Linked DNA regions of Homo sapiens: region 2 is linked to region 1. A link is an interaction called in ENCODE POLR2A ChIA-PET data of the cell type or tissue named here. Cell type or tissue: A673. All regions are shown on one strand. Each heading gives the region's core, and the rest is flanking DNA. Links, peaks and the distances in the headings are about the cores only. Region 1 holds the start of CDSN (corneodesmosin). Region 2 overlaps LINC00243 (long intergenic non-protein coding RNA 243).

The links. Peaks named below come from ENCODE experiments on the same cell type or tissue, not always from the same donor. Only the 100,000 strongest peaks of a DNase experiment are listed, where the experiment ranks them.
Region 2: POLR2A ChIA-PET joins it to region 1 with 11 read pairs; 3 of 35 experiments call an interaction of 5 or more read pairs at or near these places.

The regions. Positions count from the first base shown.
Region 1 is chr6:31,118,299-31,126,512 of GRCh38, forward strand. PSORS1C1 (psoriasis susceptibility 1 candidate 1) reads left to right here. Exons shown (of 6, transcript NM_014068.3): 2 at 7,378-7,541. CDSN (corneodesmosin) reads right to left here and starts at 2,148. Exons shown (of 2, transcript NM_001264.5): 1 at 2,037-2,148. The coding sequence starts at 2,121. RefSeq lists enhancers at 7,093-7,693, 7,694-8,214. In A673, for the core only: no CTCF peak of the experiment used is centred there; a DNase peak (open chromatin) is centred at 7,923.
Region 2 is chr6:30,809,528-30,817,918 of GRCh38, forward strand. It overlaps LINC00243 (long intergenic non-protein coding RNA 243), which reads right to left. Exons shown (of 2, transcript NR_130726.1): 2 at 3,339-5,245. Among named protein-coding and RNA genes, the nearest start is that of LINC00243, 17 kb to the right of the region's middle. RefSeq lists an enhancer at 4,765-5,059. In A673, for the core only: no CTCF peak of the experiment used is centred there; a DNase peak (open chromatin) is centred at 4,924.

The DNA of each region.
Region 1 (8,214 bases), core at 215-8,214:
TCTCAGCACTGGCCATGCCAGTAAAGCTGGGTGGGGGCCAGGATGTGGGGTCACTACCTGTTGCTTCAGAACCTGCTGGTACCAGTGTGTCAGGACACCGCACCCTGAGCCAGCCCTGCTCTCGCTGGCCCAGCCCAGGGAACCAGGACGAAACCCCACGAACCTCCGAGGCTCCTGGCCACAATCAGCTTCCCTCTCTGAGCACACCTGCCTCTGTCCAGCCCCTCATCTGACTTCTGCTGCCTTGACTTCCCTCAGGGATGTGGAGCCACATCTTTCCTTATCTTTCCTTTCCTTTGCTCAAAACCCCAGGCCCAACTTACCCCGTGGTTCCTCCATGACTCTTTCACCTGCGTTCCTTCTGCCTTCCCTAGCCCCTCCAGGTCCCACGTGTTACAAACAGAGCCACATACTAGCAAGTTACTGAACCTCTCTGAGCTTTAGTTTATACATTCAGAGGGGCCAAATTTTCCCTGCCTTCCCACAGCATTACTATGAAGAAAACTAAATGAGATCATCCACCTGGAAGTTTTTTCTTCTTCTTCTTTTTTTTTTTTTTTTTTGTGAGATGGAGTTTCTTGTTGCCCAGGCTAAAGTGCAATAACACGGTCTCAGCTCACTGTAACCTCTGCCTCCTTGGTGCAAGCGATTCTCCTGCCTCAGCCTCCCAAGTAGCTGGGACCACAGGTGCCCGCCACCACACCCAGCTAATTTTTTGTATTTTTAGTAGAGAGGGGGTTTCACCATCTTGGCCAGGCTGGTCTTGAACTCCTAACCTCAGGCGATTCACCTGCCTTGGCCTCCTGAAATGTTGGGATTACAGGCACAAGCTATCATGTGCGGCCAGATGTTTTAGAAAGTGTAAAGCATTATATATTATGAATTATTACTGCCACTCATCCTGATCCCTCCACCAACAACCAGACTGCCATCCTCTGTGATGTCCCTGTTCTCTCCTCAGAAAGAAATTCTCTGCATGCACCTCCACGCCGAACCCCAGCTGTGCCAATTCCCTTCAGTCCTCTGCACGAATCCACCATGCATTGCCTCTCTCTTTCGCTATTCCCTCAGACACCAACCACCCACTAGACCATGGGAAGGTCGCAGAAATTCCTCAAGGGCTATAAGTACCCGGTGGTCAACAACACAGGTCCAGGGGTTGCCCGGCCTGGGGTTGAAATCTTGGCTTTGCTGCCTTCTAATGCATGATCTTGAGCTACTTTCCTAACTTCTCTGAGCCTCAGTGTCCTCATCTGTAGAGTGGAAATAGCAAATCTCCTTTCATACCGTTCTTGTAATGATCAAAAGTGCTAATATAGGCCGGGTGTGGTGGCTCATGCCTGTAATCCCAGCACCTTGGGAGGCTGAGGCGAGCGGATCACTTGAGTCAGGAGTTCAAGACCAGCTTGACCAAAATGGTGAAACCCTGTTTCTACTAAAAATACAAAAAAAAGAAAATTAGCCAGGTGTGGTGATGGGCACCTGTAGTCCCAGCTACTCTAGAGGCTGAGGCATGAGAGTCGCTTGAACCTGAGAGGTGGAAGTTGCAGTGAGCCGAGATTACGCCACTGCACTCCAGCCTTGGAGACAGAGTGGGACTCCATCTCACAAAAAAAAATAAAAATAAAAGTTCTAATATATAATCCAAATGTGCTTAAAACAGAGTCTAGCATATAAAAAGGCTCTAAAAATGATATTATTACTATTAAATGTCCAATCATTATCTTGTAGTGCTCCCATAATAAAAATCACCACCACCATTTATATAAACCTCTAGAATTTCCAAAGTACATATCACATACATTATTTAATTTGAGACACACAGACTAGAGTTAGGTGTCATTAACCCCACTTCAGAGTTTCAGAAACTGGGGCTCAGGAAGTTTAAGAAACTTACCTGAGGCGACCATACAGTGAGGAGCAACCCCCAGACTCAAAAGGCAGATTCCAGAGCCCCTGCCTGTCCCCTTCGCTGGGTCCTCTCCCGGAGTCTCCCTCCCGCCTCCCTCCTGTTCCCAGGGCCCCCAGCCTCCTACCTGGCAGGAGGAGACCAGCCAGCAGCAGTGCCATCATCCCGTGCCCACCCACACGCCCCATCCAGGGTGCCCGAGACGAGCCCATCTCGGACTGCACGGCCTCCTGACTGATGGCAGCTCAAGGACACCCGGGTCCTTTATGCCAGAGCTGGACATTCCCTGGGCAGGAGTCACTGTGGGGAGAGGAGGAGAGGTGGAGGGGGTGGGTGCCCCAGGGGAAGTTGGTGTGGCCGGGAGGAGCGTGGTAATCAGCCCGGTGCATCTGCCTACTCAGCAGCAGCAGTGGCTGCAGTGTGGGGTACCCATGGCCACGGGGCTCTAACGATCCTGCCACCTGACAGGCCTGGCCCCGGCTCCTCATTGCCTAACCCGGAACCAGGCGCTCTGCCCCACGGCCACCCACTCTGGGGCGGCCACTCTTGCCACGGGACCCAGCTGCCTGGCTCCTTAACTCTCCTGCCTACCGTAGCTTGGCCTGTCTCTCCATCTGCCCTCCACTCGCAGTCGTGGGTGTTTCAGCTTTTTCTTCCACACTTGGGTGCCCGCTCCAGCCCCACCCACCCAACCCCAATGAGGTCCCATTCACAGCCCCTGATCTGCTCCTTCCTTAGGACCCCATCACTCCACCTCCACTTTCCTCCTTCAAATATGAGTTCTGCCCCCATCCCCCAGGCTCCCCCTCCCACCACTCCCCAAGTACCAGGCCAGCCACATACCTATTACGTGTTCCATCACCTGGGGAACTTTCTCCTTCTCAGAAATGGGGCACCACATTCCCAAAACCAACTCCCTGACCTGTCGCTTCTGGGGGCCTCTGGGGACGGCATGGTGGCGGGGGTGGGGGGGTGCTGGGAGCCAGGGCTCAGCCAGGGGAGGGGCCTGGGCTGATGACCTCTGTCAAAGCTGGGCCTTGGTTACTCACAGGGCACTCACAGCCCCTCCCCATGGCTGGTAACCCAGACCTCAAGGGTGAGCAAGAGGCTAAGAAGGCTAATTGGGAAGGTGGTGGCCCCATAGCCCATCTGCTGGCCCTGGGCTGGATGAGCGAGCAGGAAGCAGCAGCCAGCTCTGGGCAGGTCGAGGAGGGCCAGGCAGGCTCCCGGGTCCTCAAAGGATGAAAGGAGGCCAGGAGAACCGGAGCCCTGCCATCTGCTGAGAGGGTGGTGGCTTCTCCTCCATTGCGTTGGCCTCCCTCCTGCTCTGGCCCCTGCCCCGCCCCAGCCAATTAATTGCTCACTAGTATTGCGGGAGTATCAGTATCGGAGGGAGGTGCCTGGGAGTCCAGCAAGCTGCCCTCTCCTCCCCCAGGCCTCAGACACCCCTGCTCCCCTCACCCAAACTCACTTCCCAAACCTCATCTCCTCACAAAGGCAGCTCTGTCCCTGGGCCCCTTGGCCTGGTCTCTCCCATTCCCTCTACCTCCTGACCGCCCTTTAAGTTCAGACCAGCAGGAGGATGGAAATGTTTCCTGTCTGTGCTGTCCGATACGGTAGCCACTGGCCACATGGAGCAAGTTTAACCACCAAAGATTTGGAGCTTTAATTTTAATTAATTGTAATGATGTGGTTGGCCACGTGCAGCTAGTGGCTGCCATCTAGTCTTGCTCTTGACTTGCTAGTGACACTCAGAATGGGAGTGGGAGGAAAGAGGGGCTGAGGGAGCTGTGGAGAGAGGAAGGGATAGGACAGGGTCCCCTGAAGGGGGCTAATGCCTTGGGAAAAACAAACAAACAAAAAACACTGGCTTCAGAATGAAGATGACGTGGGTTCAAGTCCCAGCTAACCTCTTGGCTTTGGGCGGCTCTTCAAACCTTTCTGAACTTCCATCTCCTCATCTGTGAAATGGGGGTATTTTAAATAACACTTATTTCACAAGGTTTTTGTGAACATCAAATGGGAAATTATCAAAAAGGTTAAATGGGACAAGGGGTGCAGTCCCCCAGTAGGAAGCCCAGCAAATGGAGCCCTGCAGGTGCTCCTGTCTTCATCCTTCCACTGGGGGAGACAAATAGGCCAGCTTCACCCCCACAGCCCCAGGCTCCCTTTCCTGAGTCTCCAGCCCAGCCAATGCTAGCAGAGTGTCTTCTGCTCCCTTCCTGCCTTGTATAGAGGTGCAGGCACAAATGTGAGACAGAGATACCATTTAAAGTGATGCTGCTCGGCTGGGCACGGTGGCTCACGCTTGTAATCCCAGCACTATGGGAGGCCGATGCGGGCGGATCACTTGAGGCCAGGAGTTCGAGATCAGCCTGGCCAACATGGCGAAACCCCGTCTCTACCAAAAATACAAAAAAAATTAGCCAGGCGTGGTGGTGGGCGCCTGTAATCCCTGCTACTCGGGAGGCTGAGGCAGGAGAATCACTTGAACCCTGGAGGCAGAGGTTGCAGTGAGCCAAGATTGCACCATTGCACTCCAGCCTGGGTGACAAAAGGGAAACTCCGTCTCAAAAAATAAAGTGATGCTGCTCTTTCCGAACATCATTTCCTCCTGTGGGCCTCCCTAGACTCTCAGGCTTGGCTCCCTGGAGGACCTGGGCAAGGAGGGAGGGGGCACTGGGGTAATGAGGGGAGTGGCAGAGGGCAGGGAGGAGTGGACTAGAAGGTGCTGGGCCGTCCCAGGGTGTGAGGGGAGAAGGCAGCGGAACAGTGGAATCTGTGGCTTCTTCTTTTCCAACACAAACTTCCCCTGACCAGCCAGAGGTAGCAAAGTTTGTCTTGTTTTCTTTGTCACATTCCTCCTGGCTGCCGTCAGAACTTGGCCAAGACAGCCAGGCTGGAGGAGGCACAGTCTCTCCTGGCCTCCTGCCAGGTCTCCAGCCGCCCACGTGGACTGGCGGTGCAGCCACGTCCCTCCTCCTGGCTACTCTCTCCTGTCCACTCCTGTCCACCCCATCCTGCCACCCTGGGCTGCCCAGTTCCTCTACTGTCCTGCCCACCTGTGGGCCCTTGAGCTCTAATCCGCCGTGCTTTTGGTTTTTTACTGAAACCCTGCCTTCTGTGCTAGATTTTACTCTGGTGCTCACCATTAATCTTTCTCTCAGTGCAGGTGGTGGAGACCTAAAGCTAATGGGGCTTAGGAGGGAAGAAAAGGGCATCAGCTGAGTGCCCACACAGGCCAGGGTCACCTTCAGTGAAGCTGCCAGTTTGGTGACGTCCACAGTAGTGCAGGCAGCTCTGCTGTGTTCTACAGCAACAGATTCTGGCCCTGCCCCTGCCCGTGCCCGTGCATTGGACCGGGTGAGAAAGTGTGGGTGGCGTAGACACTCTACACCCGAGAAAATCAAGCTCAAAGCACATGCCTTCCATAGGCAAAAGGTGGGGCTCCCAGCCATGTATCATGAAGCAGGCAGGTCACTGTCCCCTCTGGTCCCCTCCACCCCTCCAGCAGCCCTGTGCTGCTGTGTTTGCTGTGCCAGCCTTGGCCCCCAGTGCACGCTCCTCTGCTGTGTTTTGGAAGTTGCACTGAGAAAGAAGAGAAATTGTTCCTTGCCCTGAGGAGCTGCCATCCAGCTGGGGACACACAGCGTAAGACAGCAGCCTAGAGTGGAGAAGCGGGTAGGCACTTGGCTTCAGGGAGGTGGCAGGACTTTCCCCGGGCCTTGAGGAATGATGAGAGAAGCACAGAGCAGGCAGCCAGACGTGGGGCCTTGTGGTGCTTCAGGTGTATTTAGAACCAGCGGATGGCGTGGGTTGGTGTGGGACATGCATGTGGAGGACAGTGGTGTGGGAGAAGGGACAGGCTGCTTGGATCAGGATTGTAGATGACCTACAACACCAGGTTAAAAGAATTTGGATTCTATAGGAATTGCAGTAAATGTGAGAGGGTGCAGGGAACCAAACGGCTTTGAATGATCACAAAGGGGGCTGAAGCATGGCGTGCTATAGTCCCAGCTACCCAGGAGGTGGAGGTGGGAGGAATCCGAGGCCAGCTGGGGCAAGTTGAGGGACTCCATAAAGAGGAGGCTTGGGGCACGAGATCCACCATGTACTGACTGCCTGCTGCAGGCGGACACGGTGCCTGGGTATTTAACATGAGTTGTCTTGTTCAATCTTCACAACAGCCCTACAGGGTAAGTGCTTTTTCCCCCTGTTTCACAGATGAGAAAACTAAGTTGAAATTATTTGTCCAAACCAGCTGCTAACAAGCAAAAATGTTTGAAAAAGATTCAAACCCAGGCCTGTTGGACTTCCAGGCCCACATAGATCCTATTACTCTGCAGCTGACACCATGCTATAAATGAATGGCAGAGGTTCATGGACAGGCTTAAGAGGCTCCCTAAACCCTGTAAGGATGTGTGCAAAATTCCTTATGTATATGAATATTTCTAGAGAGAAGATTTCTGCTGTCAAAGCTGGCCAGGTATGGTGGCTCACGCCTGTAATCCCAGCACTCTGGGAGGCCAAGGCAGGTGGATCACTTGAGCTCAGGAATTTGAAACCAGCCTGGCCAACATGGCAAAACCATCTCTACTAAAAATACAAAAATTAGCCGGGTGCGGGGGCAGGCACCTGTAATCCCAGCTACTCAGGAGGCTGAGGCAGGAGAATCATTTGAACCGGCGAGGCGGAGGCTGCAGTGAGCCGATTTCATGCCACTGCACTCCAGCCTGGGTGACAGAGTGAGACTCCGTCTCAAAAAAAAAAAGTGAAGAATTCTTAAGTGAAGGTTACTGGCTCATGAGGTCCCTCCTCCACAGCTTTCCTCCTCTGGGGGCCTGAGAGTCAGGACAGAAGTTCTAGCACAAGTGTTTCACATAGGGGTCCTTGGTAGACCAGGGCTTAGGCTTGGAAGAAGGAAAATGGAGTGAGCACGAGGAAGAGAAAAAGCCTGGAAAAGCAGCTTATTTTGTGCTGAGGAGAGAAGGAAAGGGGCCACCCAGAGCTGCTCTGGGGCTCCAGGGCCTGTGGGCTCCTCCCCTCCTTTGTTCCTCTCTGCTTGGCTCCAGCGAGAGGCCGTTTCCTCTCCTCTCTCTTTCTCCATGACACCCACGCTTCCCTGTGGACTCACCTCTGCAGCCACAACAACACCCTCCTCTCCTTGGCGTGGAAGCCAGCGCTCCTGGCCCACTCCCAGTAGGGGATGTCCTCTGAGTTGTTTTTCCTGTGCGGGGAGGGGTGGACTGAGTCATCCACACTCTTCACCTGGTTCCTCTGGTGACCAAGAACATAGAAGGAGAGGGCACATCCCCAATCAGGTGTTCCGAACATCTCTGCGAAGACTGACCCTCCTCAGCCCAGGTGCTCCTATGGGACTGGCTACACTTCTTGACTCAGTTTTAATCTCTCCTTCTCTGCCTTCCTGTTGGGAATACCCCCTCACTTCTGTGGCTTCTTTCCTGTAGTAGACGATCAAGGGTGGAATCTACAGTCCGTGAGCCCTGACTTCTTGCCTTCGTCTCAAATAGACTCTGCAGCCAGCCATCTATGCAGCGCCCCAGTGGCTTTGAAATGCAACAGAAACCATCACCCCCGGACCGTGGGCTCCATGCCAGTGGGCAAAGCACAGGTGCGTTCACTGAGTTCCCAGCACATAGCTGTGGCAGGCACTTGGTGATATTTTGAAATAAAAGAATGGAAGAATGTGTCCAGGCTGTGCTTCCCCTTTCTACCTTACTCAGGGACATGGTGCCCTCCTCTCTGGTTTCCTGCCCTGTGCCCACCCCCCACCCCCTGCAAGCACAGCTCTTATGTGCAAAGCCCCTGTAGGTGCTGGAGGGATTCACTGATGGCCTTGGCGGAGGTGGCAGTGGGCATGTGCACTTGGCTCTGACACAGCCACTCATGCAACACCCTGTGCAATCTCGGCCTGGGCCTGTGTGTCCTGCCCTCATTCCTCACGGGTGACTGTCTCCCCTGAGCCACTCTTCTCTCTATTGGATTAGCTCCTTTTATTTCCCCCTAGGGATGCAACACATTTTTATGAACAAACAGCAGTGTTCACATGGCTGTGATGAGGACGTACTGGGGTTTCCCCTGGACATGGCATTCATCTGATGCCAGTGGTGGGCAGGACCGTGCTGTATACTTTAAAAAAACCCTAGGGGGTTCTGTTAGGTGCCCCCACTGCAGCATAACGAGTTGCCCCTAGCTGAGAAGCCCTGTCCTGGGGCCTGTCCACACCATCCTCTTCCTGAGATTATTCCTGGTGTGGGCGGTGCTCGGCTCTACCTTTCCTTCCT
Region 2 (8,391 bases), core at 216-8,215, 310 kb before region 1:
CTGGCATCATGCGACCTACACCGATTGCTAGTAACAGTTGATGGAGCTGGGCGGTGGCTGCCCCACTCTGTTCACCAGTGCCCACTCCATGCCTCCTGGCCTCCTTAACACTGAGGGAAAGTGCCAATTGGCATTTATTATTTAGCTTGAGTAGTTATTTTTTCCTCTAGCAGACAAATTTTAGTTTCTACCTATATCTTTACTGAAAAAAGGGAAAACAGAGAACAAGAGCCAGGTCTTTCTTATCCCAAGCCTGCTACCTCATTTGCATTTTCTGCTTTGCCCCTGCAGGTGGCTGAATTTTCAACCTTCGCTATAGACAAAGGCTCAGGTCTCCCTTCCCAATTTCTCACCGTGCCTCACTTCTCTTTTACTCTCTCCATATATCCTCGTTTCTCTTTTTGTTCATATAAGGTTAATATTTAGGCCGGGCACAGTGGCTCACGCCTGTAATCCCAGCACTTTGGGAGGCCAAAGCGGGTGGATCACTTGAGGTCAGGAGTTCGAGACCAGCCTGGCCAACATGGTGAAACACCATCTCTACTAAAAATACAAAAATATTAGCCAGGCATGGTGGTGCATGCCTGTAATCCTAGCTACTTGGGAGGCTGAGGCAGCAGAATCACTTGAACCCGGGAGACAGGAGTTGCAGTGAGCCGAGATGGCATCACTGCACTCCAGCCTGGGTGACGGAGTGAGACTCCATCTCAAAAAAAAAAAAAAGTTAATATTTAATGCATTGATGTAAAGCTAACTTCAGGACCACTTTTGAAACTTTTTTTCAGACTGTTTTGAAATCTTCAATCTTCAGAAAAAGTCTGTGAAAAATCATTTTATTTTCGCACTAGTGTGTGTGTTTGTGTGTGTGTGCACGCACATAGATGAGAGTAGTTACTCTGTGAAGGATCTGTTACTTATCTTGCTATTTTTCTTGTTTGACTAACAGCCTATTTATATGGATAAGATCTGAGAATCGGTTACTAGGCCGTATGAAAGAGGAGTCTTCTTTAGGATCATTATCAGTACAGGCCTGGCATTCACCTAACCAGTAATAGAAACCTGAAAAACAGTGGCATAAAAAATTGAGAGTTTAATTTTTCTGCATTTAGAATAAATCTAGAGGTGAGAGCAGGGATCCTAATAGCATAGCAATATTGGCAAGAACCTAGTGTAATTAACCATGTTTTCTAGTTTCTATATTCTGATACTTCCACATCGTGGGGTCTTGCTGACCCTGGAGTGACTGCCTCTCCCAGGTTGAGCTAATTCCTAGAAGCAAAGAACTCGCCTGTCATATGTAGATCAACCAAGCTAGACCCCATCCTCCCAACCACCACCTTCATCAGGCTCTGCCACTCCTAGCTGCAATTCCCCTAGTCAGCCCAGGACCAGTACTAGAGAGCTAGGGACAGCCCCTATGCCCCAGAGGCTGCTGAAATTATTCAAACTAGCCGAGCCTGAACTTGCTTACCTGCCTGCACACTCCTGCCTGTGAAACCACAATAAAGGCTCTTGCCCACATTTTCCTTTCACTCCCACTGCCTCCTGACTGACTCAGGTGCTTCCCCATGGGGCACCCCTGCACGCCATGCCATGCCTCATGCATGTTTCTAGGGAACTGTGAGTAAATGTCTTCCTCCATGAAAGTGATTCCTGTGTCTGCACGTCTTGCCACACCTGATTAAAACAAACCCTGGCTACCTTTACAACCCCCAGGTCCATCCAGCCTTCTGAGCCACCACCCTGACTTGATCGAGCATCAGGAATCTCATTTCTGGGCGGGGTGCAGTGGCTCACGCCTATAATCCCTACACTTTGGGAAGCCAAGGCTGGCAGATCACTTGAGGTCAGGAGTTTGAGACTAGCCCGGCCAACATAGTGAAATCCTGTCTCTACTAAAAAAAAAAAAAAAAAAAAAAATAGCTGGGTGTAGTGGCATATTCCTGTAACTCCAGCTACTTGGGAGGCTGAGGCACGAAAATCACTTGAACCTGGAGGTGGAGGCTGCAGTGAGCCGAGAATGTGCCCCTGCACTCCAGCCTGGGTGACAGAGTGAGACTCTGTCTCAAAACAAACAAACAAACAAACAAAAATAAAAAGAATCTCATTTCTGGGTGGTGTGGTGGCTCACACCTATAATCCCAGCCCCTTGTGAGGTTAGGATAGGAAGATCACTTGAGGCCAGGAGCTTGAGACCAGCCTGGGGAATGTAGCAAGACTCCGTCTCTACAAAAATAAAAAATAAAAAAAAAATTAGCCAGATGTAGTGGTATACACCTGTAGTCCCAGCTACTCAGGAGGCTGTGGCAGGAGGATCACTTGAGCCCAGGTGTTTGAGGTTACAGTGAGCTATGATCGCACCACTGCACTCTAGTGTGGGCAACAGAAGGAGATGGAGTGAGAGTGTCCCTAAAGATAATAAGAATCTCATTTCTTAATTTATTTTCCTTAACACTTACCATATTCTGAAATACTATATATTTGTTTGCTTATAATTTGTTTCCTCTCACTAGACTGTAAGCTCCTTGAAGCCAGAGATTTTTATCTGTTTTCTTTATGGTAAGTTCCTAGAACTGAAAACAGGGCCTGGCATGTATTTACTGAAAAAGTGATTAAGTGCTCTCCAGTTGATGGCTGGAGTTCAGACCATCATGGTTTTGTTTCAGGCTGGAGGAAGTGGGAGAGTAAAAGGCAAAGGGGGCCCATGCCAGTTGAGTCAGTCCTAGAAAAGAACTTTTCTGAAAGTCCCCTTTACATGACTTAGGCTAACATCTCATTGGCCAGCCCTATGCCACACCACCACTCCTACCTGCATGGCAGTTTGAGGCAAAAAAAAATTTAAAGCATAGAACTTTGCTAAACAAAATAAAATTGGGGTTCTGCTAGAAGAAGGAAGGGACAATGAACACTGGGTCTCTGCAAGGGGGCTGTTGGCTGCACTCCAAATGCCCGCAGCATTATACACGAATCATACATGGAGCTCTTTTTTTTTTTTTTTTTGAGGTGGAGTCTTACTCTGTTGCCCAAGTTGGAGTGCAGTGGTGTGATCTCGGCTCACTGCAAGCTCCACCTCCTGGATTCACACCATTCTCCTGCCTCAGCCTCCCGAGTAGCTGGGACTACAGGCGCCCACCACCCCCGGCTAATTTTTGTATTTTTAGTAGAGACGGGGTTTCACCATGTTAGCTAGGATGGTCTCGATCTCATGACCTTGTGATCCGCCCGCCTCGGCCTCCCAAAGTGCTGGGACCGCAGGCGTGAGCCACCGCGCCCAGCCCTACATGGAGCTCTTTACCCTGGCCTGTGCTTTCCTCTCTATTTACTTTTTTTTTTTTTTTCTTTCCTGAGAGGGAGTCTTGCTCTGTCGCCCAGGCTGGAGTGCAGTGGTGTGATCTTGGCTCACTGCAACCCCTGTCTCCTGGGTTCAAGCGATTCTCCTGCCTCAGCCTCCCATGTAGCTGGGATTGCAGGTGCCTGCCACCACACCCAGCTAATTTTTGTATTTTTAGTAGAGAACAGGGTTTCATCATGTTGGCCAGGCTGGTCTCAAACTCTCTACCTCAAGTGATCTGCTCGTCTTGGCCTCCCAAAGTGCTAGAATTACAGGCGTGAAGCCACCACGCCCGGTTTCCTCTCTATTTACTCTTGTGAGTAACATCAGCTTCTTTGAACTTCACCAAACTTAATTCCTTAATTCCATACTAACTGTTTATTTGTTGAGTTTCCAAGATGCAATTGCATATAATTCCAGGAACTGTGAGTAGTAAGAACCCCCTTATCAGCTGTCCTATTTTTAGATATCATGATTCCTACTGAAACATTCAGTGGCTTAAGCTCTGCCCAGCATGTTCTTGACCCTGTGTGCCTGTGGGGTGTGTGTGTGTGGTGTGTGTGTGTGTGTGTATGTGCACACAGTCATGTGCACTCTCACATCACATAAGGGGAAGATAAAGGGAGACTCTCCGTGGCTCTTCCTCCTTTTTTCCAAGGCTGATGTTGGCCCTTTCTGAAAATGCTTTAATGTGTAGAAAGCAGCCCACAGATAGGCACTCCCTGTGATAAAGCAGTCACAGCCAGAGCAGGGTCCCTCCCACCTCAGCCTCCTAAGTAGCTGAGACTACAGGTGTACCACCACGCTTAGGTAAGTTTAAAAAAAAAAGTTTTGTAGAGATGGGGGTCTTACTATGTTGCCCAGGCCGATCTCAAACTCCTGGCCTCAAGTGATCCTCCCACCTTGGCCTCTCAAAGTGCTGGGATTACAGATACGAGCCACCACACCTAGCTGAGAATTTCTTTATGGCCATCTTCTGGACAAAAAGTCAAGGAGAGTTTAGAGTAATAATTCCAGTTTTTATGGCTTTTGCTTCGGGGAAAAAGGGTTCTAGTTTCTAGGACCTACCGTGGGGAAGAGGATTCTGGTTTCTATGACTCACTTCAGGGGAGAACGAGGGACGAGAGAGACAGGAGGGCAGGAGCAGGTCAGAGGGACCTTGGATCTGAGGCTGCTTCTGAGGCCTTCCAATGTCCTTTAGTTAAGTACTCATCGCCATACTTTGGGGTATTGTGTTCTGAACCCCAACAGAAACAACTCACTCTCTCGGCATCAGCCTTGTGCCTATACCCACAGGAGCAGGAGCACAAGCCATTGCAGGTGCGGGCTCCTCAGATGGAGCAACTCCAATGTCACCTGCTCCTCACCTGTACCCAGTGGACTTTTTTGGCAGCCTCCCCCATCTTCTCGTGTGGCTCCATATCTTTATATCTTCTGTGGCAGACGTAGCCTGCTGCCTCCCCAAACTCTATCGTCCTCTTCTCCTTCAACCATGGAAACTTGATTTTGTCTGTGGCATCCATGTGCCTCTTTGAAACACTCACCTCCTCAGACTGCCTTGAATCCAGGGGTGGCCACATGACTGGGTAATGAGTCACCGGTAGAAGTCGGCTTGATGGGGCTTTTAGGGAAACAACGGCTTTCCTGTTTTTGTTTTTCTTCTTCTTCTTTTTAAATTTTCTCCTGCTACCCCTCCCCTTGTTTGTTTTTAAGATGGATTTGTTCGGAACACATCTTTTGCTCTTTCCTTCTCCTTTCTGCCTGGAATGTAAATGTGATGTCTGAAGGCAGAGCAACCATCTTGCACATGTGACATAGAAAGGTAGATGTGAAGACATCTAGCAGGAGATTGCATCTCTGGTGATTGGAGCAGCTGTATCAGCTCTGGACTGCCTGCTCAAGTCTTCTTCATAACTGGGAAAAATAAACACCTATGAAGTTAGGCCATTGTATTGAGTTTTTGTTACTCAAGAACCAAACACAATATTTATTGAGATGGCATTTCACTCTTATTGCCCAGGCTTGTGTGTGGTGGCCTGACCTCAGCTCACTACAACCTCTACCCCCCATCCAGCCCTGCTCCAGGTTCAAGCGATTCTCCTGCCTCAGCCTCCTGAGTAGCTGAGATTACAGGCGCCCACCACATCTGGCTAATTTTTTTGTATTTTTAGTGGAGACGGGGTTTCACAATGTTGGCTAGGCTGGTCTTGAACTCCTGACCTCAGGTGATCCACCCTCCTCAGCCTCTCAAAGTGCTGGAATTACAAAGGTGAGCCACGGCACCCGGCCTTTTTTTTTTTTTGAGACAGTCTCGCTCTGTTGCCAGGCTGGGATGCAGTGTGGTGTGATCTTAGCTTGTGTCCGGAATTGGTGGGTTCTTGGTCTCACTGACTTCAAGAATGAAGCCACGGACCCTCACGGTGAGTGTTATAGCTCTTAAGGTGGCATGTCTGGAGTTTGTTCTTTCTGATGTTCAGATGTGTTCGGAGTTTCTTCCTTCTGGTGGGTTTGTGGTCTTACTGGCTTCAGGAATGAAGCTGCAGACCTTTGCAGTGAGTGTTACAGCTCACAAAAGCAATGTAGACTCAAAGACTGAGCAGTAGCAAGATTTATTGCAAAGAGCAAAAGAACAAAGCTTACACACTGTGGAAGGGGACCGGAGCAAGTTGCCACTGTTGGCTGGGGCAGCCTGCTTTTATTCTCTTATCTGGCCACACCCACATCCTGCTGATTGGTAGAGCCGAGTGGCCTGTTTTGACAGGGTGCTGATTGGTGCGTTTACAATCCCTGAGCTACATACAAAGGTTCTCCACGTCCCCATCAGATTAGTTAGATACAGAGTATGGACACACGGGTTCTCCAAGGCCCCACCAGAGCAGCTAGATACAGAGTGTCGATTGGTGCACTCACAAACCCTGAGCTAGACACAGGGTGCTGATTGGCGTGTTTACAAACCTTGAGTTAGATACAGAGTGCCGATTGGTGTATTTACAATCCCTGAGCTAAATGTAAAGGTTCTCCAAGGCCCCACCAGAGCAGCTAGATACAGAGTGTCGATTGGTGCACTCACAAACCCTGAGCTAGACACAGGGTGCTGATTGGCGTGTTTACAAACCTTGAGTTAGATACAGAGTGCCGATTGGTGTATTTACAATCCCTGAGCTAGACATAAAGGTTCTCCAAGGGCCCACTAGAGCAGCTAGGTAGAGTGTCAATTGGGGCACTCACAAACCCTGAGCTAGACACAGGGTGCTGATTGGTGTGTTTACAAACCTTGAGCTAGATACAGAGTGCCGATTGGTGTATTTACAATCCCTGAGCTAGACATAAAGACTCTCCACGTCCCCACCAGACTCAGGAGCCCAGCTGGCTTCACCCAGTGGATCCAGCACCGGGGCTGCAGGTGGAGCTGCCTGCCAGTCCTGGGCCATGCGCTCACACTCCTTAGCCCTTGGGCGGTCGATGGGACTGGGGGCCCTGGAGCAGGGGGCGGCGCTCGTCGGGGAGGCTTGGGCCGCACAGGAGCCCACGGAGGGGGTGGGAGGCTCAGGCATGGCGGGCTGCAGGTCCCGAGCCCTGCCCCGTGCGAAGGCAGCTAAGGCCTGGCGAGAAATCGAGCGCACCGCCGGTGGGCCGGCACTGCTGGGGGACCTAGTACACCCTCCGCAGCCGCTGGCCCGGGTGCTAAGCCCCTCACTGCCTGGGGCTGGCAGGGCCGGCCGGCTGCTCCGAGTGCGGGGCCCGCCAAGCCCACGCCCACCCGGAACTCCAGCTGGCCCGCAAGCACTGCACGCAGCCCCGGTTCCGCTCGCGCCTCTCCCTCCACACCTCCCTGCAAGCTGAGGGAGCCGGCTCTGGCCTTGGCCAGCCCAGAAAGGGGCTCCCATAGTGCAGCGGTGGGCTGAAGGGCTCCTCAAATGCCGCCAAAGTGGGAGCCCAGGCAGAGGAGGCGCCCAGAGCGAGTGAGAGCTGTGAGGACTGCTAGCAGGCTGTCACCTCTCAAGCTCACTGCAACCTCTGCCTCCCAGGTTCAAGTGATTCTCCTGCCTCAGCCTCCTGAGTAGGTAGGATTACAGGCGTGTGCCACCACACCCGGCTAATTTTTGTACTTTTAGTGGAGACAGGGTTTCACCATGTTCGCCAGGCTGGTCTCAAACTCCTGACTTCAGGTGATTCACCCACCTTGGCCTCCCAAAATGCTGGGATTACAGGCATCAGCCACTGCTCCTGGCCTCTGTGTAGTTTTGTTTGGAGCTGCAGTAAATAGTGTCTAATCTTTTCCTTCCTTACAGGCTATTTCTCCATATTGCTTCCCAGATACAAAATTCATAAATGTATACAAGCCATACCCATGTTACCCACTCCCTCAGGCCCTGCCAAGGCCTTGAGAAACTAGACTCAGACTGTGTCTCCATGTAGGGGGATTGCACATAGCATCTTTGAACTTCAGTTTCTCTTTCTGTAAAATGGGGAATTTTGACTACTTAGCATGCGTCATGTGTTAAAACCCTAACCTCGTTAGCAATTATAACCACTATCAGTATCCCATACTCTGGTTTTTTTAGGGCTTTCCCAAGGCAAATGGGAAGATTTGCTGCCAAGCTCACTTCGGGAGGTCACCAGGCCCAGAACATTCTTGTCCTCACAAATTTTCACTTCCTTCATTTAAGAACAAGGACTAGAGTGTTCTCACTTAATTACAACTGGGATAGGTGGGAGGGAGTTACCCATGTGGGCAACATTAGGGAAACTTTTTCTTTGAGACAGGGTCTTGCTCTGTTGCCCAGGCTGGAGTACAGTGGTGTGATCATGGCTCACTGCAGCCTCGACTTCCTGGGCTCAAGCAATCCTCCTGTCTTAGCCTCCTAAGTTCTGACAGCCCTTAGGGACTACAGGCGCACACCACCACACCCCATTCATTTTTGCATTTCTTGTGGAGATGCGTTTTTTCCATGTTTCTCAGGCTGGTCTTGAATTCCTGGGCTCAAGAGATCCTTAGGGAAACATTCTACCAAACCAGAAGTGATGGATCAACTCCCAGCAAGCCTTTAGTGGGCATT